2 separate regions of the Homo sapiens genome follow, and region 2 is linked to region 1. A link is a loop called in an ENCODE intact Hi-C map of the cell type or tissue named here. Cell type or tissue: A673. All regions are shown on one strand. Each heading gives the region's core, and the rest is flanking DNA. Links, peaks and the distances in the headings are about the cores only.

Evidence for each region. Peaks named below come from ENCODE experiments on the same cell type or tissue, not always from the same donor. Only the 100,000 strongest peaks of a DNase experiment are listed, where the experiment ranks them.
Region 2: it touches region 1 in a loop (14-fold over the local background); 2 of 110 quality-filtered maps call a loop at or near these places.

Annotation. Positions count from the first base shown.
Region 1 is chr18:63,371,929-63,383,535 of GRCh38, forward strand. KDSR-DT (KDSR divergent transcript) reads left to right here. Exons shown (of 2, transcript NR_186602.1): 2 at 9,449-9,701. Among named protein-coding and RNA genes, the nearest start is that of KDSR-DT, 10 kb to the left of the region's middle. In A673, for the core only: no CTCF peak of the experiment used is centred there; DNase peaks (open chromatin) are centred at 4,823, 5,503, 5,823 and 7,659; H3K27ac peaks cover 7,625 bases.
Region 2 is chr18:63,125,195-63,136,801 of GRCh38, forward strand. It overlaps BCL2 (BCL2 apoptosis regulator), which reads right to left. Exons shown (of 3, transcript NM_000633.3): 3 at 1-3,565. The coding sequence ends at 3,431. Among named protein-coding and RNA genes, the nearest start is that of BCL2, 190 kb to the right of the region's middle. In A673, for the core only: a CTCF peak has its summit at 6,081 (motif pointing right); DNase peaks (open chromatin) are centred at 3,577, 5,167 and 6,117; H3K27ac peaks cover 1,913 bases.

The DNA.
Region 1 (11,607 bases), core at 1,658-9,657:
TCCTACTTGCAGATGGCATGATTGATTATGCAGAAAATCCCTAAGAATCTTGAAAAAAGAAAAACACCTAGTAGAATTTAAGCATCTCCAGAAAATTTGCATAATACAAAAATAAAAGAATATACAAAAATAAAATGCATTTTTATATACTAGCCATGAACTTGTGGACACTACAATTAAAAATATGATTTCATTTATAATTTCTGAAAGAAATGAAATAGGTGTAATCTAACAAAACATGTACAGGACTTGCATGTTGAAAACTGTGCAATGCTGATGAAAGAAATCAAAGATCTAAATAAACTGACATACTATGTTCATGAATTAGAAGACTCTGTATAATAAAGATGTCAATTTTTTTCCAAACTGATATATTATTTTAATGCACTGCCTATTCAAACTATAGCAATATTTTTGTAAACATAGACAAGATTACTATAAAATTTATATGTAAAGGCAAAGAAATTAAAATAGTGAAAACATTTTTTAAAAGCAGAATAAAGTGGAAGTAATCAATCTACCTGCTTTCACGACTGATTATATAGCTACAGCAATGAAAACTGTGTGGTACTGGCGGAAAGGCAGACACATAGATCAACAGGCCCCAAAAATAAACCCACAAAAATACACCTAACTGATTTTTGACAAAAGTGCAAAAGCAATTTAATGGAGGAAAGATACCCTTTTCAAGAAATGGGACTGCCAGGCTAGGCATGGTGGTTCATGCCTGTAATCCCAGCTCTTTGGGAGGCCGAGGTGGGTAGATCACCTGAGGTCAGGAGTTCGAGACCAGCCTGGCCAACATGGTGAAACCCCATATCTACTAAAAATAAAAAAATTAGCTGGGCATGGTTGTGAGAGCCTGTAATCCCAGCTACTCGGGAAGCCAAGGCATGAGAAACACTTGATCCCAGGAGGTGGAGGTTTCAGTGAGCCAACATCACACCATCGCACTCCAGCCTGGGCAAAAAGAGGGAAACTCTGTCTCAAAAAAAAAAAAAGAAAAGAAAAGAAAAAAAGAAATGGGACTGCCACAACTGGACGTCCATAGACAAAGAAAAACAAACAAATAGAAAAAAAATACCTCAACCAAAAGTTTATACCATCTGCAAAACTTAAGAAAGGGTGATGGCTAATTTTGTGTGTCAACTTCATTGAGCCATGTGGTGCCCTGATATTCAGTCAAACATTATTCTGGGTGTTTCTGTGAGGGTATTTTGGATGAGATTTATCATTTAACCTAGAAGACTGAGTAAAGCAGATTGTACCTCCTACTGTGGGTGGACCTCATCCAGTCAGTTGAAGGCCTGAATAGAACAAAAAGGAAGATCCTTCCTTTCATAAGAGAGAATTCTTCCTGTCTGATGATCTTTAGACTAGGACATTGGCTTTTTCCTCTGCCTTTGGCTTGAACTGAAACATTAGCTCTCCTGGGTCTCTAGCTTGCCAACTCGCCCTGCAAATCTTGGGATTTTCCAGCCTCTATAATTGCATAAGCCAATTTCTTATAATAAATCTCTTTGCTTATGTATACATCCTATTCATTCTATTTCTCAGGAGTACCCTAAATAATACAGAGAGGATCATGGACTTAAATCTAAAACTATAAAATGTTAGGAAAAACACACTTTGAGAGCTAGGATTAGATAAAGACTTCCTAGATTTGGCACCAAAAGCACAGTCCCTAAAAGAAAAATTGATAAATTGGGCTTCATCAAAATTTAACATTTTGACTCTGCAAAATACCCTGACAAAAGGAAAAAAAGGTAACCTGCAGATTGGGAGAAAATATTTGCAAACCACATATCTGACAAAGGACTAGTATCCAGGATATGCAAATAATTCTCAAAACTCAACAATAAAAAAATTGAAACCTTCAGGTGCAAAGGCTCATGCCTGTAATCCCAGCACTTTGAGAGGCAGAGGCGGTGGACCACATGAAGTCAGGAGTTCGAGACCAGCCTGGCCAACATGGTGAAACCCCATCTCTACTAGAGATACACAAAAAACTAGCCGGGCATGGTGGTGGGTGCCTGTAATGCCAGCTCCTCAGGAGGCTGAGGCAGGAGAATCTGGGAGGTAGAGGTTGCAGTGAGCTGAGAATCACACCATTGCACTCCAGCCTGGGCAACAAGAGTGAAACTCCATCTCAATAATAATAATAATAAAACCAATTATAACATGGGAAATTTACATGAGATATTTCCATGAGGAAGACACACAGATAGGAAATAAACACATGAAGAAATATGTCCAACATCATCTGCCATTAGAGAAATACAAATTAAAACCACAATGGTCTGGGTGCAGTGCCTCACGCTTGTAATCCCAGCACTTTTGGAGGCCAAGGCACGTGAATCACCTGAAATCAAGAGTTTGAGACCAGCCTGGCCAACATGGTGAAAACCCGTCTCTACTAAAAATACAAAAATTAGCCGGGCATGGTGGCATGCCCTTGTAATCCCAGCAACTCAGAAGGGTGAGGCAGAAGAATCACTTGAACCCAGGAGGCAGAGGTTGCAGTGAGCTGAGATCACGCCACTGCACTTCATCCTGGGTGACAGAGTGAGACCTTATCTCAAAAAATATATATAAAATAAAACCACAATGATATATCAGTATATGTTGATAAAAATGGCTAAAACAAAAAATAGTGACAACACCAAATGTTGGTGAGGATGTGGAGAAACTAGATTACTCATACATTGCTGATGGGAATGTAAAAAATGGCACAGCCTTTCTGGAAAACAGTCTGGCAGTTTGTTGAAAAAAAGAAAAGCAAAAACTGAGCCTGCAACTACTATGTGACCCAGCAATCACATTCCTGGGCATTTATCCCAGAGAAATGAAGACTTATGTTCACACAAAAACATGTATATAAATGTTTATAGCAACTTCATCCAAAATAGTAAAAAACTGGAAGCAATTCAGATGTCCTTCAACAAGTGAATGGTTAAACAAACTGTGGTACATATGTACCGTGGAACTCAACAATACTCAACAGTACCATGCTACTTGACAATAAAAAAGAATGGATGGCAGAGTACAGTGGCTCATGCCTGTAATCCCAGCACTTTGGGGGACCAAGTCAGGCAGATAACTTGAGTCCAGGAGTTTGAGACCAACCTGGGCAACATGGCAAAACACCGTCTCTACAAAAATACAAAAATTAGCTGGACGTGGTGGCATGTGCCTGTAGTCCCAGCTACTCAGGAGGCTGAGGCATGAGAATAGCTTGAACCCAGGAGGTGGAGGCTGCAGGGAGCCAAGATTGTGCCACCGCACTCCAGCCTGGGCAACAGAGCAAAACCCTGTCTCAAAAAAAAAAAAAAAAAAAAAAAAGGATTATTGATACACACAGCAACCAGGATGAATTATGCTAAGGGAAAAAAGTCAATCCCAAAAAGTTGACAAAAAGTCAATCCCACAGTACATGCTATGTGATTCCATTTATCTAACATTCTTGAAATGGCAATATCATAAATAAATAACAGGCTGGAGTGGTGGCTCACACCTGTAATCCCAACACTTTGGGAGGCTGAGGCGAACAGATCACTTGAGCTCAGGAGTTCAAGACCAACCTGGGCAACGTGGTGAAACCCTGCTTCTACCAAAGGTACAAAAACTTAGCCAGGCATGGTGTCCTGCATTTGTAGTCCTAGCTACTTGGAAGGCTGGAGGTGGGATAATTGCTTGGGGGTGGGCAGGGGAATGGGAGGTAGAAGTTACAGTGAGCTGAGATTGCACCACTGCACTCCAGCCTGGGTGACAGAGCAAGATTATCTCAAAAAATTTAAATTTTTTTTTTAAAAAACTAACATCATTGGCCGGGCACGGTGGCTCACACCTGTAATTCCAGCACTTTGGGAGGCCGAGGTGGATGGATCACCTGAGGTCAGGAGTTCGAGACCAGCCTGACCATGGTGAAACCCTGTCTCTACTAAAAATACAAAATTAGCTGGGAGTGGTGGTGCATGCCTGTGATCCCAGCTACTTGGGAGGCTGAGGCAGGAGACTTGCTTGAACCCAGGAGGCAGAGGTTGTAGTGAGCCAAGATTGTGCCATTGCACTCCAGCCTGGGCAACAAAAGTGAAACTCCATCTCAAACAAAACAAAACAAAAAATCAAAAACTAACATCATTTCTAGGGGTTAAGGAGGAAGTGGAACAGGAGGGAAGTAGATGTGGCTATAAAAATGGGAGCATGTGATAATAAGAATGTTCTGTATCTTGACTATATCTATGTCAATATCCTGGTTGTGATATAGTGGTATAATTTTGCAGGATGTTACCACTGGGGGAAAGTGGGTACAGGGGATCTCTGTTTTGTTCCTTACAACTACATGTGCATCTACAATTATCTTAAAGTAACAAGTTTAATAAAAACAGAGAAAATTAAAGTGAAAGAGGACAGCAGGAGAGTGGGTGGGTGAGATGCAGCAATGCAAGAAGAGGCAGGAGAGATCTTAAGCACAACTAGGACTCAACCCACCATTGCTGCTTTGAAAGTGGAGGAGGGGGCCACAAGCCAAGGAGTGTAGGTGGCCTCGAGAAAGTGGGAACACCTCTCAGCTGACAGCCAGCAAGAACATGGGACCTCAGTCCTACAACCACAAGGAATTGAATTCTGCTCACAACCTGAATGACCAAGGAAACTAATTCTCCCTAGGCTGGAGTACAGTGATGCAATCATAACCCAGGCTGGAATGCAGTGGTGTGATTACAGCTCACTGCAGCCTCAAACTCCTGGTCTCAAGCAATCCTCCCACCTCAGTTTCCTGAGTAGCTGGGACTACAGGCTTGCAACACTATCTCTGGCTGACGTCCTGATTTTAGCCCAGTGAGACCTGTACTGGACTTCTTACTGACAGAACTGTAAGATAATGCATCTGCATTGGTTTAAGCCACTAACTTTGTGGTAATTTGTTACAACAGTATTACGAAACTAATACAAGTTCTTCTTGCCTATTCAGATTCACACATACCAAAAACACAGAATGCATATAACCTAAATTCTGGCCACAACCTACTCGCCATCCATGAAAACCCTGCAAAATACAAACTCAGAAGCACTATATTGGGTGACTGGCTCTCAGCCCCTCAGAACCCAGCTGACAATGCAGGTTCTTCTTGATATTTTTATCATCCTGGTGATACTGTGTCTTACAGAAAGAATTTTTTTGGTCTCTATGGCATTATACCCAAATTTTCCTGTATTGGTCAACCTGATGCAGTTCATCAGCAATGTCTTTTTTTCTAAAAGTTCCTCACTCTACCTTCTGCCTTGTGAGCTGGTTTATTTATCAAGATTGATTTCAAATGTGTCAGTGGCTCAGTGAGGTTTTCCCAAGCAACCTAAGAAGAGTATTTTTTCTCTAATCCACATTTTCCACATTTTAATTATAACATTTATCACATTGTATTATAAAGTAATCACATGACTTATAACTCTTTGACTCAGAAGATTCTTCCACAGTGCCTTGCTGAATTCTGGACACCTAAGTAGGTGTCCAATAATTTATTGTTAAATTGACTGATGATTTGGTCCTCAGGAAACTTGGAGTTAAATAAATGCATGGGTTATGACAAAGCAGAAATCTAAATAACTCCCTTCCTTCCTTCCTTCCTTCCTTCCTTCCTTCCTTCCTTCCTTCCTTCCTTCCTTCCTTCCTTCCTCCTTCCCCCCTTCCTTCCTTCCTTCCTTCTGTTCATTCCAGGTCTTTAGATAATAACTCTTTCAACCAATTGCCTATCAGAAAATCTTGGAATCTGCCTATGACCTCCCAGTTTCCAGTTGTTCCACCTTTCTGGACCAAACCAATGTACATCTTACACGTATTGATTGATGTCTCATGTCTCCCTAAGATGTATAAACCAAGCTGCAGCCCAACCACCATGGGCATATGTTCTCAGGATCTCCCGGGGCTGTGTCATGGGCCATTGTTCACTCATATTTGGCTCAGTATAAATCTCTTCAAATGTTTTAGAATTTGACTCTTTTGGTTGACATGAAAAAGTTGAAAGCAGGAAATAAACAATAAGAACCATTAAGCTAATTTCTAATCTTATCTGATAATTTTTTTTAAATATTTTTTGTATCTTGTTGAAACCATTAAAAAGATATTTTGGATTACCTTAGAATAGCAATATTGGCATTCTTACTCTTCTTACATTCTTAAAAATGAACAAAATATAGAAAATTAAATTAAAAACACTTTTTTTTGAGATGGAGTCTCTATCTGTCACCCAGGCTAGGGTGTGGCATGATCTCAGCTCACTGTAACCTCCGCCTCCTGGGTTCAAGCGACTCTCCTGCCTCAGCCTCCCGAGTAGCTGGGATTACAAGCATGTGCCCCCATGCCTGGCTAATTTTTGTATTTTTAGTAGAGATGGGTTTCATATGTTGGCCAGGCTGGTCTTGAACTCCTGACCTCAGCGGATCTGCCTGCCTCAGTTTCCCAAAGTGCTAGGATTACAGGCGTGAGCCATTGTGCCCGGCCTGAAAGATACATAGTTTCTTTTTTTTCTTCTTCTTCTTTTTTTTTGAGACAGAGTTTTGCTCTTGTCACCCAGTCTGGAGTGCAATGGCACAATCTTGGCTCGCTGCAACCTCTGCCTCCTGGGTTCAAGTGATTCTCCTGCCTCAGCCTCCTGAATAGCTGGGATTACAGGCACCTGCCACCATGCCTGGGTAATTTTTGTGTTTTTAGTAGAGATGAGGTTGCACCATGTTGGCCAGGCTGGTCTCGAACTCCTGACCTCAGGTGATCTGCCTGCCTTGGCCTTCTAAAGTGCTGGGATTACAGGTGTGAGCCACCGTGCTCGACTTGAAAGGTAAGTAATTTCTTTTGAAAGGAACTGGCACAATCCTGATACAGAGGTATTATGAGAGAAAAAAAAAAAAAGAGGGGAAAGAGCGGTGAAGAGCAGAAAGACTCCTCAATAGATTTACACTCAGGGAAAAAACAAAACAAAACAAAAAATCTTTTATTTGGATACTTAAATATTTCACCATGATTTAAAACATTTGGTGAAGCAGTTATTTTATGAAGGAAGACTACAAATGCAAGGACTCAGGGAAGAATGATGAAACAACAAGAGGAGATAAAAGTTACACTGGCAGAAATCAGGAAAGAAGTAAAAGTAAAAATCATCACAGATATGAAAATGAAAGTGAACGCAGGAGGAGAATAGAGTGAAAAACACAGTAAGGAACAGAAAGGAAATAATGAGTAAAGCAAACAAAATGAAATGAAAACAAAGAATTTAAAAGACAGAAAAAAAGATAAGAAAACAGACAAAGGATGTGAGTCGACATATGTAGAATAGGAATACCTGAAGAAAAAAAACAAGACATTAGAAATATTTTTAAAAATTTCAAATACACTTTCCTAAAATACTAAAGCATTTGAACATTTATATGTGTGTGTACACACATACACATAAATAGATAGATAGATAGGTAGATAGATATGATATTTTACACCAGGGAAAACTGACTGAAAATAATCAACATTGAGTCATTCTCTAGTAAGTATTGGATTTTAAAAGAGTGAAGACTTTGGTCAGTTAGACAAAATCATCAGGTCAGTTGTCTTAAAAAGAGATCAGGCTAGTTTCAGGTTTCTCCAGAGTGACATTCAACATGAGAGAACGATGCAACATCTGTCAGATCCTCAAGGAAGGAATGTTGTGTCAAGGTTTCACGTTCAGCGAATCTGTATTTCACCCATAAAAGTTTCAGACAAATAATTTTGAACATCTAATAACCAAGGAAATCTTTTTCCCATAAGCAGTTCTTGAGGAAATTATTAAGACTACAGGATGACTCAGCCAGCCAATAGCTGACTGGGAAAAGCATAGTAAAAGAGCAATCTTTTGAAAATTGAATCTATTTAACAGTACACCAAAGCCTAAAGCAAATGTGAGATGTAGGGTAAAGAATAATATGTATGTACATGTTATATGCAAAAATAATACAAAGGGCAAATTTTGGGAGAGGAAGGAGAAAAACGTGAAAGATGTGTGGGAAGCACTGAAGATCAGTTAGTCATTGATTCTTTTTTTTTCTTTTCTTTTTTTTTTTTTTGAGACGGAGTCTCACTGTGTCGCCCTGGCTGGAGTGCAGTAGCACGATCTCCGCTCACTGCAACCTCCACCTCCCGGGTTCAAGTGATTCTCATGCTTTAGCCTCCCGAGTAGCTGGGATTACAGGCTCCCACCACCTCACTCGGCTAATTTTTATACTTTTAGTAGAGACGGGATTTCACCATGTTGGCTGGGATGGTCTCAAACTCCTGACCTCAAGTGATCCGCCCGCCTCAGCCTCCCAAAGTGCTGGGATTACAGGCTTGAACCACCACGCCCGGCAGTTAGTCATAGATTCTATCACTAGATATTTTTTAAACTGCAGAAACGATTCTTTATCCTTCAGTGTTATTTATTTAGACATGTTTGCTTCATGTAGTGTTTAAGTGCATGTGTGGGTTTTTTTTCCCCGAACCATTTCAAAGTAATTTATAGACATCATGGCACTTCCTCTGCATCCCTGTATGAGCACACTTAAGCATATGTCTTCTAAAGTGAAGGGTACAATGCACACTAACATTACCTACAATACCATTATCGCACCTAAGGCAATAACAATTCCATAATATTACCTACAATCCAGCCCATATTCATATTTCTTCAATTGCCCCCCATTTTTTTTTCTAGATGGGATTTCACCATGTTGGGCAGGCTGGTCTTGAACTCCTAGCCTCAAGTGATCCACCTGCCCTGACCACTCAAAATGCTGGGATTGCGGGCGTGAGCCACTGTGTCCAGCCCAAATTGTCTTTTATAGCTTTTTTTTTTTTCCAAACTAGGATCCAAGCAAGGTTCATATATTGCATTGAGTTATACATCTCCAACTTTTTTTAATCTAGAAGAATAGAAGAATCTTCCAACCTTTTTAGAAAAATGACATTAACTTTTTTGAAGAGACTGGGTCAGTTGTCTTGTAGAAGACCCTGCATTCTCTTCTGACTGATTGATTTCTTGTGGTGTTATTTCTCTCTCCAGTGAATTTTCTGTAACCTGGCATTAGGTCTATGGCTCAATTAGATTCAGACTACACATTTTTTTATAAGAATACTTTGTAAGTGGTTTTCATGTTGCATCCTACCAGGTGGCACATGATGTCTGGTTGCCATTGTTAGTGATACTCAATTTGATTTCCTTGGCAAGGTGGTGACAGCCATAGCTCTCCATTGTAAAGCCAGTGTTCTCCTTGGCGGTGAGCAAGTAATCTGAGAGGACACTTCTGAATGTGGGTGGGTCATCACCAACAGTTCCTCCCTTTCCTATCTGCATATGCTGGTCCTCCCATGAAGAAGTAGAATTTATTTTTCATGCCGTAAATCTTGACTGGTCTTCTAACTTGTTTATTTCTTGGTCTGGGCCTTAAGAGGCATTGAAGCTTCCGGGATTGGGAGTAAGCTGCCATGGAAAGAAACTCAGGCTGGACTACTGCATGATGAGAGATCACATCAAAGAGAACAGTCCAGCCAGCCCAACTTGAGACACCAGACATGTGATGGAGCCATCTTGGATTCCTCACCCCAGCCAACACCATGTGGAGCAGAGGCAAACCCTCTCCATGGAGTTCTGCCTGAATTGCAGACTTGTGAATAATAATAAATGGCCATTTTAAGCCGTTAAGATTTTGAGTGGTTTATTATACACTCATAGGCCATGTAAATATCATCTCACTCAATAATTTTAACATCCATCAATGATCTTTGCCTGAATCATTTCATCGGGCTTGGCAAAGGGTATTTTAAATTCTGCTGTTCCCTTCACATTTATTAGCTGGCATTCTTCTGGAGAGAAAGAGAGAGAGAGAGAGCTTTCCCTCATCATCTAGGTATCAACTGCTATTCCTCTTAAAGAGGAAGAGCAAATGTTCAATGTCTCCCATAATTCCTAGCTTTCAGACTAAGAAGTTGTGTGATATTCACCACCAGTGGTGGCAAATGAGGCTCTCCCCCTCCACTTTTTCCCCTAGTCTTTAGCTGTTCCTCTTCAATGGCTGTGCGGTGCGCTTTGCACATCTGTCCTTGATCTCAAAGTGTTGCACTATAATCATTGATTCACTTGACTGTCCTTTTAACTGGACTGTAAGTTTCTTGAGGGCAGGGACATTATAGGCTCAAGGCCAGTATATATAAAGTTCTGACATCTGGATAGATGGTACTAGATTTCTACCATACTTCTTTTAGTTTTATTTTGGACATACATTTTACATAGCTTAGATAATACTTACAATTTTTTAAATCCTGCAATTATTTTTTTAGAGGTGATCTTGATACTTTAGTTTTTATTTTATTTTACTTTATTTCATCTTTATTTTTTGAGACAGAGCCTCACCCTGTCACCCAGGCTAGAGTGCAATGGCACCATCTCAGCTCACTGCAGCCTCCGCCTCCTGGGTTCTAGCTATTCTCCTGCCTCAGCCTCCTGAGTAGCTGGGATTACAGGTGCCTGCCACCACACCTGGCCAATTTTTTTGTATCTTTAGTAGAGATGGGGTTTCACCATGTTGGCCAGGCTGATCTCGAACTCCTGACCTCGTGATCTGCCCGCCTCGGCCTCCCAAAGTGTTAGGATTACAGGCGTGAGCCACGTGCCTGGCCCATTTGATTTTTTAATCAAAAGAATAGCTGTGTGTGGACAAAAAAATAACAGTACAGTGGGCTAAGATCTAACTTCACAGTTCCCTACCCTCAAACCCTCCTCAGCCCTGATTCCACTCCCCAGGGGCAATGACTTCCAGTCTTTTTTTAGGTTTGATTCCTGTGGATGATTTTATTTTCCAAAAGTGGCCACAACAACATCTGCCAACTCAACCGCTCCTCTTACAATGTCACCTTGACATTCCTTCCAGGGATGGGGGAATCCATGTCCCCTCCCCTCAAAATTGGGTTGGCTTCTGTGAATATTGTGATCCATGGAATATGGCAGGAGAGACACTATGTGACTTCAGAGGCTAGATTGCTAAAGGTGGTACAGCTTCCATTTTGGTCCCTGGAATACTTGCTCCTGAAGTTGCAGTCATCAGTCACCATGTCAGCAGTCAGACTGCCCCGTGGCAGCCATGCTGTGTGGAAGCCCAAACATCCTACGCAGAGCAGCCACTTGGAGCAACCCCAGGTCTCCATGAAGAGGGCTATCCAGCCAGCGCCCAGTTGCATCAGCTGTCCAGCAGCTGTGGGACTGCACCTGTGCAGAGCTCTCCTAGCCAGAAGCACCTGGCCAAGCCCTTCCTGAATTCCTGACCCACAGGAACCAAGAGAAAATAATTGAAACCATGAAGTTTGGGGATGACTTCTAAAGCAGCAATTCCAAACAAATAATTTTTCTGAGTTACCTCCCTGTCTGCTTATCGTACTACATCTCAATTTACTGACCTTATACATGATTGCTTCCTACTTTGAGAGATGAGACTTTAGCTCACTTGCATTAACCCCTCACTTGTCCCTTCCAATTTTTTAATGGTTTAGAATTTTATCACCTACCTTTGAAACTGTTTTTAAACCTCCATTTCTTGCTCCACCAACTTTTGGAA
Region 2 (11,607 bases), core at 2,450-10,449, 250 kb before region 1:
TCACATATAAATGGAAGGCCACATCTGAACACAGAGAGGTAAGTGAGCTGTGGAGAGAATGTTGGCGTCTTGTTTGAACTAAATTGAGGTGCTTCCTTAATTCTGTGACTTTATTCCAAATCTTAAGCCTGCCAGAGTTTTCTGCCCCTGCCAAATCTTCGGAGACGACCCGATGGCCATAGACCCTGTCAGCTGTCATTCTGGCCTCTCTTGCGGAGTATTTGTGCAGCGAGGGACTGGGAGGGCCGAGGAGGTTCTCAGATGTTCTTCTCCTTTTGGGGCTTTTTTTAGAGCCCTTGTCCCCAATTTGGAAAGTGCATATACTCTATTTAACTCTGACCCTGGCCAGTGTAAAGAGGAGTACATACAGAGGACTGTTTTTTCATTCATAAAGAGCAGTTAAGATGCAGATGTGAATCCCTCTTCAATACAAAATAGGGATGGTTCTCTGTTGCCCAACTGCAAAATAATTAGATATAATGAAAAAAAAGAAGAGGAGAAAAAAATGACTAGTTGAGGCTTTTATATACATTCATTGCTTCTAACATGTTTTTAACAATAAGGAAAATGCAACATCAACTACTCTTAGAGCAAGTGCAGCCACAATACTGTACAGTTCTGGGGCCAAGAGGCTGGGCACATTTACTGTTATTAAAACCAGGTAACAAAACCCCACAGCAAAAGGCAGCCAGCCAGCAATTAGCCCCCGTGACCTCTTAATATATATACATTTTTCAAATACTCTGTGAATCCCGTTTGAACAACAACAAAAGACAAAACAGGCTTTATATTAAAAACGTCCACGTTCTTCATTGTTACTTCTAAAGCAGCTTGGAGGATCTTACCACGTGGAGCATACTGCAAACTGACTCCATTAAAATGATTTTGGCAGGATAGCAGCACAGGATTGGATATTCCATATTCATCACTTTGACAATGTAAACCTTTCATAAAATAATATTTTGCTTAAAAATTAGAATCATTCAAAGGTCTGATCATTCTGTTCCCTGAGGCCCGCCGGGGAGGTCTGGCTTCATACCACAGGTTTCCTGCTTTCTTGGTGGAGCGTAAGCACCACTGCATTTCAGGAAGACCCTGAAGGACAGCCATGAGAAAGCCCCCGCGGAAGGAGGGCAGGAGGGCTCTGGGTGGGTCTGTGTTGAAACAGGCCACGTAAAGCAACTCTCTAAAGGTCAAACCACCATAGATTTGAATCTGCTGGTCATTTGCCATCTGGATTTTTAACTGAATGAATCTCATGGGTTTAACCAAACATGCATGTAATCCTGAATACCATGAATTAAATGCGGAATTGCCCAGGGACGAGGAAACCTTCAAGAAACAAGGTCAAAGGGACAACAGATATAACTGTCACAATAAACAATTCTGTTGACGTGGAAATGCACATGACTTGGTTGAAACAAAGCTCCTCAGTGGCCAGTGACATCCAGGTTTTTCTTAGGTAGCTGAGACTCAGGGCTTATCTCACCTTCTCAGAATGCTTTTGAAGAATCAAGAGATAAAAATCTCAAACAGAAAACGATCACCTTTGCTCACAAATAGTGTATAGGCCATAACTAAATACAATTAAAAACAAAAAAACGCTGAGATGCATGTATTTTTTTAAAGCAGCTTTCGAAATATCAACCACAGCATTAAACATTGAACAGAGTACATTCCAAAGTTAATACAGATAAATGGTATATAATGCAATAATGCCACAGAGTTATTCCATCAATGTTTCAAGGCTGATTCTAAACTGGAAGAAAAAAAAATTTCCTAGTTTATTTGCTGAAGATGTCACTTCTTTTGTTACTTCTTTATAGTTCCCCACCATTGATTTTTTTTTTAATGCCCCAGGATGTACAGATAACCCCCATATTCCACACCTGGAACTTTTTTTTTGTCAGGTTTTCAAATAAAACCAAACTACAGTGACAAGATAATGTTTTACATGTAATTCCATAGACAGGGGTCAATTAATCCATGACACCTCACTTCAATGCTTCTTTTAGGATTTGTGACCCTCTCCAAAGTCATTTAAAGCCTTGCTTTAAACTCACAGGTGGGCCAAGGCCACACAGCCAACGTGCCATGTGCTACAGCCAAAATGGGCCGTGGCCATTGCCTCTCCTCACGTTCCCAGCCTTCACCATGTCCTTCTGATAGGAAGGGCCCAGGGCCTCTGTTCCTTCCCTCTACAGTGATACATGTCTTAAGAAGGGTCGTGGCTCCCATGCTCCACGTGAAAACGGGCCTACCTGGAGGGCCCCAGGGTGACAGGCCCAGCCACACCCCTCTACTGCTCTTTCTTGACAGTGGAATTCTGAGCTCCATCAGCTTCCAGACATTCGGAGACCACACTGCCCTGTTGATCATCCCTGGAGGAGGCCAGTGAGGGCCCCGGCTCAGTTCCAGGACCAGGCCTCCAAGCTGGGACACAGGCAGGTTCTGCGGACTTCGGTCTCCTAAAAGCAGGCACTTGTGGCGGCCTGATGCTCTGGGTAACTCTAGCCTTCCTGATGCGGAAGTCACCGAAATGTTCACTTCCTCAAGTTCCAGAGGATTCTGTTTCTTACTCAGACAGAGCCAGTATTGGGAGTTGGGGGGTGCGTATCCAAAATATATGAATATACACAATCAGGGCTTAAGGTACTGGATGATATTGTATAAATTGCTAAAATGCTTTTCTCGGCACAATTGGTAGCTTAAAAAAATACTTTCCTATGATTTAAGGGCATTTTTCCCATCGCTGTCCTTCGGCGTGGAAATCTCAGTGGGTACTAGGTCCATCTGAAGTTCCCAACTCTTTTCCTCCCACCAGGTATGCATCATGTGAGTCATATGCAAAGAGTCTCTTCTTCAGGCCAGGGAGGCATGGACTTCCCCCCACAGGAACCCTCCCTCTGTTAATATCACAGCCCCCAGGGCAAAGAAATGCAAGTGAATGAACACCTTCTCCCCAGCCTCCAGCAGCCAGAAAGCCAGCTTCCCCAATGATCAGGTCCTTTTTCCATCCGTCTGCTCTTCAGATGGTGATCCGGCCAACAACATGGAAAGCGAATCTATGTTTACAGGCACAGAACATCCAGGTGGAGCCACACGAAGCGGTGCTTGGCAATTAGTGGTCGGATTTCCAAAGACAGGAGTTTTGATGGGACTGTCTTAAATAAATAAATCTTTTTTTCTTAATAATGTAAAAAATAAATGATATTTCCCTTTGGCAGTAAATAGCTGATTCGACGTTTTGCCTGAAGACTGTTAATTGTTGTGTGTGTGTGTGTCTGTCTGTGTGTGTGATGTTTATATGTGTGTTATTTTTTCTTAAACAGCCTGCAGCTTTGTTTCATGGTACATCACTGACAATGCATATTATTTCTACTGCTTTAGTGAACCTTTTGCATATTTGTTTGGGGCAGGCATGTTGACTTCACTTGTGGCCCAGATAGGCACCCAGGGTGATGCAAGCTCCCACCAGGGCCAAACTGAGCAGAGTCTTCAGAGACAGCCAGGAGAAATCAAACAGAGGCCGCATGCTGGGGCCGTACAGTTCCACAAAGGCATCCTGCAGTTGGGGGAGAGGAGGGAAGAAAAAGAAAGAGTATTAGAGAGAGAGCAGAGAATGCCACCCCACAGAGAAAGAGGCATCCTGCCAGGGCAGCCTGGGCACCTTCAGAAGGGTGAGAGGGGAAAAGGCAAATGCTCTTTGGAGGCCATGATTCAGAAACCACTGTTTTCATTAATTCAAGGCATATTTATTGAGACCCTCTTTACGTGCCAGCCATCTTAGAGATACAGCAGTGCATAAAATAGACTAAAAGTTCCTACTTCACGAAGCTTCCATTGAGTGGAACAGTATAGACAGCAATCAATATAAATTATCACATGGTGTAGGAGAGAGTGCTAAGGGCCGAGGAGAAAAACAGCAGAGGCAGTTAGAAAATATTAGAGGTTTTGCAATTTTAGCTAGCATGCCCATCCATAAAAGTAATAAAATCTAGCAATGATGATGACCGTCACACTCCTCGATTGAGTGTTGACATCTTATCAAATGTCTGACATGCATTATTTTAGTCTTTGTACCAAACTTTTTCTTTCTTTTTTTTTTTTTAGAGACAAGAGTCTTGCTCTGTTGCCCAGGCTGCAGTGCAGTGGTGCAATCATGACCCACTGCAGCCTCGAACTGTTGGACTCAAGAGTGATCCTCCTGCCTCCGCCTCCTGAGTACCTAGGATTACCATGCTTGGCTAATTTTTAAATTTTTTGTAGAGATAGGGTCTTACTATACTTTCCAGGCTGGTCTTGAACTCCTGGGCTCAAGTGAGTCTCCTGCCTCAGCCTCCCAAAGTTCTGGGATTAAAGGCATGCGCTTTCTCATCCAGCTAATTCTTTGTACCAATCTTATGAAGTTATTTTATTTGTTTCTGTTCTGAAGATGAAAAAGCTGAGAATCGCAGGGAATAAGAGACTTTTTAACAAGTGGCAGAGCCAGGCTTTGAACCCAGATAGAAACCAGCACCCTTCTCTCTGCTGATGCCCTGGCGTGGCTAACGGCAGCTCTATGAGAGCATTTGGTCAGTCAAGGGCTCAGTCAGTGGAGGGGCCAAGGGCGGCCTTGACTGGTGCAGTGCCAACCTCTAAGGTCAAGGTTCTCCTGGGGAAAGGGAGCTGTCAGGGGGTTTCTCTTGGGGGTGGCTAGACTGGACGACCACAACTCTGCATTTACTCAAATTGTGGATCTCACAAGGCAGGAGATCAGGGGTGTGTCACTGGATGTGCAGGTCCCTGAGAGACAAAAAGTGTCTCCCTTCCATTCCTATCTCTCCATCTCAAGTCGGGTCTGTAGTGTGTTGTAGCAAAGTCTACCCTCTGGATGGGCTTGGATTGAGCAAATCACCAATTGCTCATTTCCTAGATTTTGGGGAGATTATGTTTCACATTTGGGTCCAATGAGTATTTGGACAACTTTCTGAATGAATATTTGAATATATAAATCAGTAAATGAATTCTTTTTACTTCTGATTTATTCAGGATGAAGAAGAAAACAAGAATAGTTTCACATTATTCCCAACAACCCTGACTCAAAGCACACAGTTTTATTACAGGAAACAGTAACATACCATGACCCTGGACATCGCTGTTGGGAGGGGCTCCAACAGTGCACAGAGGGGTTCCCTTTCTCTGGGGCAAGGGCTGTAGCAGTGGGACCAGGGATTCTCTTTGTCTCCCTCATGCTGGGCATGGTTGTGGTGCACTATAGGTGCGTAGTAAATGTTTGTTCACTTAAGCTTTCTGAATACAATCATTGGTCTTTGGCTTAATGCTTTACCCAAATGCTTATGAATCTGTTTGAAATTACTCCTTCTATATGTAACAGCCTCTGAGAATCCTGAGGTAGTCTTGATGAGGATTTAAAGCATTGTTAGGGTAACTTTCCACATTATTAAATATAGATTTATACAATTATTTTCATGATATATAAAATGTGCCATACTTTAAAAAATTCATGTTTATAGTGTTTAAAACTTTTGCTATTATAAACAATATCATGATATATTTTTGTATATAAATTCTTGTCTATTTGTTCAGTTGCTTTTTTGAAACAAACTCCTAGAAGTGACCTCAGTTAACCAGTCATCAATATTGCTTCCAGACATCATGAAGGGCTTGCCTTGAGCCATCCTCACATTCTCATGGATTGCCCTCCAACCAATGCCACCTTTTACAAAAGGCAGGCAAGAATTTAGGGCGAGGGTCACACTGAGAGTGATCCTGTCCCCCAGGGGACATTTGGCAATGTTTGGAAGCATTTTTAGTGGTCATGATTTGGGGTGAGGGTGCTACTGGTATCTAGTGGGCAGAGGCCGCGGATGCTGTTCAACATCCCACAATGCACAGGGCAGCCCCCCAATGCTAACAGGGCCGAGGCTGAGAAACTCTGGTTTATAAGATGCTCTGTAATCACAGACCATAGAAGAACAGATGACCCATCCTGTGTGTCAACAGCATTGGTCAAATCAGCACAATCAGCTAGCCCAGACCAGCGACTGCTAACCCAGTGGGCCTTCTGCATCTTTGGAGGTCCTTGGTTAACTTTTACCAGGAGAGGGCGCAAGGGCTTTCTTCTTCTTTTTAAATATCTATTGTTAAACATTTCTAAATTTCAGTGTTAGAAAAGCGAGGCAATAGACGTACATAAAATGTGTGTTTAGTGCTCTTAGCACAGAGCTAAGGCACAATCATGATTGTCTGCCAAGATGCACACCCCTCTCCATATAAGCAGGGATCAGTGGGGCAGGAAGGAGTCAGGACTTCTCCACAAGCCAGAACTCTGCCTCTTCCAGGGAGCAACCCAAGACATCACAGACACGGCTGCAAATGTCAACTAGTCCTCCCATCCATGCTTCTCTCTCTGAGGGATGGGTAGGCTGAAACCCCCAATAGCCCAGCCAAAAGACACCCCAAATTTGTCAGGGCACTGGCAATAGGTTGTCTGCAATTTGGCTTGACATTGAGAAGGTCAGTGGCCGGGCTCTGAATCCCTTTAGTAATCAACAGAGTTTTGTGTGGCAAAATCTGAACCAGACTAAGCCCCTGATCATTTGTCCTGTCTGGACCTGAAGCCATCCTGGGAAACCGGAGGATGCAGGGACATACTCCAGCTGGCATTTTCTCCCAGTTGGTCTGGCACACAGTGCTGGAGAGCAGAAGAAATGCTGTCCCAAATATCCCCACCTCCTCAGAGCTGGAATAATTCCCTCTCACCACCCTCACCCCCACACAAATAACAGTGCTTCTCATGAACCTAACAGGCCATTTCTGATATGCATTACGTAGAACAATGTCATTTCTAGAGTGAGATGAGCTAAACTAGCAGCTCTTGGCCCAAAGCCTCAGCATAGAGATGCTGTTGCCATCCCAGGGGGCTGAGAAGGGCATGGGACTTGGAGGAGGAGTGTGGGTGAACCCTGGCTTTGATATTTTATTAGTTTATAACCTTCAGCAGATAACCCAGCCCCGAGCCTCATTTACTTCATCCATAGCCATAAAATTCATTATTGTGAAGATTAACGTAGGTCACTCAAAGCCATTTGTAAATTGGATACAGAAAGTGAGCTCGTGGCAGAACAAACACCTTGCTCTTGTCTGTCCTCTTGCAGACCTGCTCCGCACCTACTCAACCTGCCCTTCCCCCAAGAAGTTCTGCTGAGCCTGCCGTTTTGCAGAAGCAATTTCCTCTCTTAGCTTTCTGATCTGAGGATAGTCCGTAATTTCTATAGGAATTATGAATTAAAATGTATACATCCCGTGTTCTGGTCAAAGATGGGAAGTGATAATACAATGCCTACCTATCTGTCCTTCTTTACACATTATTAGAGTGTAGGGCTAGAGGGCAAGTCATTTAACCCCCTGGAGGTTGGAGCTGGCCTCTAAACTTTGCCCTTCTACAATTCCAAAGTGCAAAGGAGACCCTGCGGCTTCGGGACTAAAATGACCTGAAAGCTTCTTTCGTAGAAAGTCTTCCTGATTTTTCAAACATCCTGATTGGGGCGATTTCCGAAGTCTGTTTGAACAGTCTGTCATTATTTGTTTGAGTTTGAAAGCTGTTTTAAATAAACACATGCTCATTTTATGTATTAAAAGCAACAAAGAGGGAAAAAGAAAACCTGGGTCGTCATGTGATTCGGACAAAATCCCAGTCTATATATTTAGGAAGCTCTGTGTCCCTTGCTCATGTCAGGACTGGCAAGGGCTTACCCGACTTCACGGATCACAGGTTCACACGGAAAGGCTGGCACCGGCTCCTCCTATGAGGAGGAGATGGGCAGGGCCTCAGCTCTGGTGGCTCTGTCCACAGTGGCTTCCCCATAAATTTCCAATTCAGAGGCCACAGAGGATCTGAGTTCCACCCAGGGCTGGCCCAAGGGGACAGGATGGCTAAACTCCCAGCCGCAGCCTTGCTGCAGGTTTGGAACCAGGCCAGGTAGGTGTGGACGGGAACAGACCAGGGTCAAGACTCCTAAACTCAGCAAAGGTGTCCTCACCCCTCCGGGCCATGGAGCACTCCCACCTGGGAGGCAGCCATCCTCCAACATTTTCCTTTTCCGTTCAGAACCTTCAAGAATTTTTTTTTTTTTTTTTTTTTGAGATGGAGCCACTGTCACTCAGGCTGGAGTGCAGTGGCTCCCAGGTTCAAGCAATTCTTCTGCCTCAGCCTCCCGTGTAACTGGGACTACAGGTACCCTCTACTACGCCCGGCTAATTTTTGTATTTTTAGTAGAGAAAGGGTTTCATGTTGGCCAGGCTGGATTCAAACTCCTGGCCTCAAGTGATCCTCCCACCTTGGCCTCCCAAAGTGCTGGGATTACAGGCATGAGCCACCACCCCTGGTCCACTTCGAGAAATTTCACGTAAACCTAAAATGAGAATTTTTTTTAAAAAAGGTCAGATTGTCAAGAATGGAAGAGAAGGTTAATTCTAAGTGCTGAAAAGAATGGCATGCGGTTGGGGATATGGGCGGGGGTCCCAAAATAACCCTTATGCCCAGGTAAAGGTAAACATGGAGACCTTTTGAATTTGGTAATGCATATCAAAAGGCTTTTAAAAAGCTTTTGTTAGTAATTTCACTTCCAGTTATTTATTTTGGAAAAATAATAAAGTGCACAGATTATGTATAATAGCATAAACCTGGAAACAAATGTCTGAAAATAGATGACTGACAGCGCGTCCACATGATGGAGTGCTGTTCAGCATTAAAAGTCATACCCTATAGTTATTGGCAAGAAATTGTGTTCCTAAGGTCATATTGAGTAAAGCAGGACAAAACGGTCAGCAAAACACGATTCCACTTCTGTAAAAACCTAACATATACATGTGCGCGTTTACAAACAGAAAAAAATAATATAAAGGAAAACGCAAAGATGTTAACAGTGATTATCGTTGAAGGCAGAAGTAGGCATGAGGACATGGCATTTAAGAGGCTATTCTGATTTTTTTCCTTAGCTGTCTTTTCTAATTCAATACAAACATGTATATTACTATTTATGAAATATATTTCAATATATACTACATAGAATAATGTTACATTCTAAGTGCTTACTTAATCTGAAAAAAATCCAGACTCCATAATTTGACAGACAAAAATGCTGGGAGATGATGTCTAGTAGTGGGGAGACATGGGCTCCCAGGCAGCAGCCATGACCTAGAACCATGCAACAGGCCCCCGGTTAAGTGAGGGCCTCCTTAGACCCTGGCCCAGAAGAACTCTCATGAGCTCTGCCCCTCAGACCAATGCCTGCAATAAGAGGTTCAGGCCCCGAGCTCAGTGTGTGTTCTCAGCTCTCTATATACTGGGGAAATTTAATATGGCTTGGCTGGCTATAAGCAAATTCGAAATTCAGCTACATTCCACAGTCTTTGAGCTGACTATGCATGCAGACGTTATACAATCGAAGGGAATTCTAAGGGAGAAAAGCCACCCTGTCCCCAAAGAGCTTACACTCTAGAGAGAGGTAATGCCTCTATGTGCACATTTGAACTAAACTAAATCAATGGGTGCCGCCATTTTGTTCCTGCAGACTGCAGAGTCTCATCGGCAGTAAGAAGAAAGTAAAAAGAAAATCAGACCATGCCAATGGGAAATCAAACACAGCTATCGAATGACTTTGATATTTTCTATTTTTCATGAGTTTATAATTTTGTCTCCATGGGGACCTCTGGGGATCTCTTCTCTCATGACAACTTTAGGGTTAGGAAGAAAAAAGGAAAGGGAGAATCACTGTAACAGAAAACTCTGGGCTGGAAGGAACCTCAAAGTATGTTCAGATTCCCTGAATTGGTTTAATAATGTCTAATAAAGATATTAGCTCTTTTTTTAAATAGGTGAGGTGAGTGAAACTTTGACAGGTAAAGCAAATTCCTTACAGTGTGTATTCATAAGGAAATTCGTGGTGGACAGGAGCGTGAAGGCTGGGTTTCACCTGCCTCCTGCATGTCACTGGTTAGAATGCTGGCAAGCAGCTGGTTCTTCTCTCTACCCAGGGAACCTCCTCCCTGCCTCCCTCAACTTGCTTCCTCCCATCCCGACCTTCCTCTCTGCCCCAACTTGGACTCCAGCCCAAAACAAGTCTCATCTGGGCTTCCAAGTGGTGCTGAAGAAAGTTACCCAACCTTGCAGGCAGGTGCTGCTGGAAATTCATGGTCTCTAAACTCAGTGAGTTCTGACACCACCTAGCAATTCTTTATTCTTTGTCAGATCTTTTCTGTTCCTTTTGATGACTGTTCCCAACAGCCACCACTTGTCTCACACATCTTCCTCACCTTTTGGCAGTGAACACTGCCTTTTACTTCTCTGAGAAAACTGGGATCATTGGGCAAGAATTACCACAGCTTTCCACCCTGGCCCATGCACAAATGTCCATTTCTGCCTGTCCTTCCCTGCTCCTCTCCACACTTCACCCTGATTCCACCATCTCCCATTGCTTCAGGAACCTTCCTCCGTCAATTGTCCCTGCTCTCAATTACAATTTCAATCGCATCCTTCCTTTCTGACCTCAGGTATCCTCAAAATGTCTGTGCTGATGCGTGCTCCACCCTAACCATTATCTTCTCTGTCTCTGCCCTCCTAGAAAAGCTGCCAAGCCACACTCATTGGCTCACTTCCCACCCACATTTGAACCCATTCAGTCTGGCTTCTTCCTATACTGTGCCTCTGAAACCACCCCCACAGAGACCACCAATACCCTCCATGTGGCTAAATTCACTGGGTGTGAGGTTGTATCTTAGTAGGTGCTCTGATGCCCCGGACACCAAGACCACTGAGGGTCTTCCGTGACTCTGCTCCCTTTGGGCTACCTCCTTCCTCCTGAAGAATTTCCTCTCTGTCTCCCTCAGGGGCACCTCCTCCCTGGCCTATTCTGATAAGTTCTCGATGCTGCCCATCAGGCTTCTGTCTGGACATTTTCTTTTCTCTCTTTGACCAATCTCTTTCACTCTCTTGGTCTTATATACCACCCCTATGATAATGTTCCTAACATCTTTATATCCAGTCTCACTTTCTCCCCTAACTGGCAAATACTTATTCCAATTGCTTTCTAAGACATCCCCTAGGGAGTTCGATCAACCTGCCCCAAACTCAAGCTATCATCACTCCCTCCATCAAGCCTCCCTCTCTTCCTGTCTTCAACCTGGCTATGGCATCAAGTAAACCTACAGCCTCAGAGTCTCCTAGATGTTTTTCTCTTCCTCATGCCCCATATTCATTCAACAGTAAATCCCATGGCCATAGGTTAGACTCCCTTAGAAACAGACCCTAAGACAAAGATTTGAGTGCAAGTGGTTTATTTGGGAGATGATGCTAGGAACTCTAAGGGGAGCAGGGAAGGGAGAGAAAAAAAGGAAAAGACTCATGCATGAGTTACCTCATCAAGCAAGTTATTGCTACCGGCAAACAGAGCTTACTCCTGCCAGGGAAATCTGAGGGCCGGTGTAGACCATGCATCTCTTGTTAACCCACTGAGGGACTAGGGAGCTGGGGTATTTATACACCAACTCCTGCTATTCATTGGTTGAAGGTTGCTCCTATGGAATGTCAATACCCCAGCACTC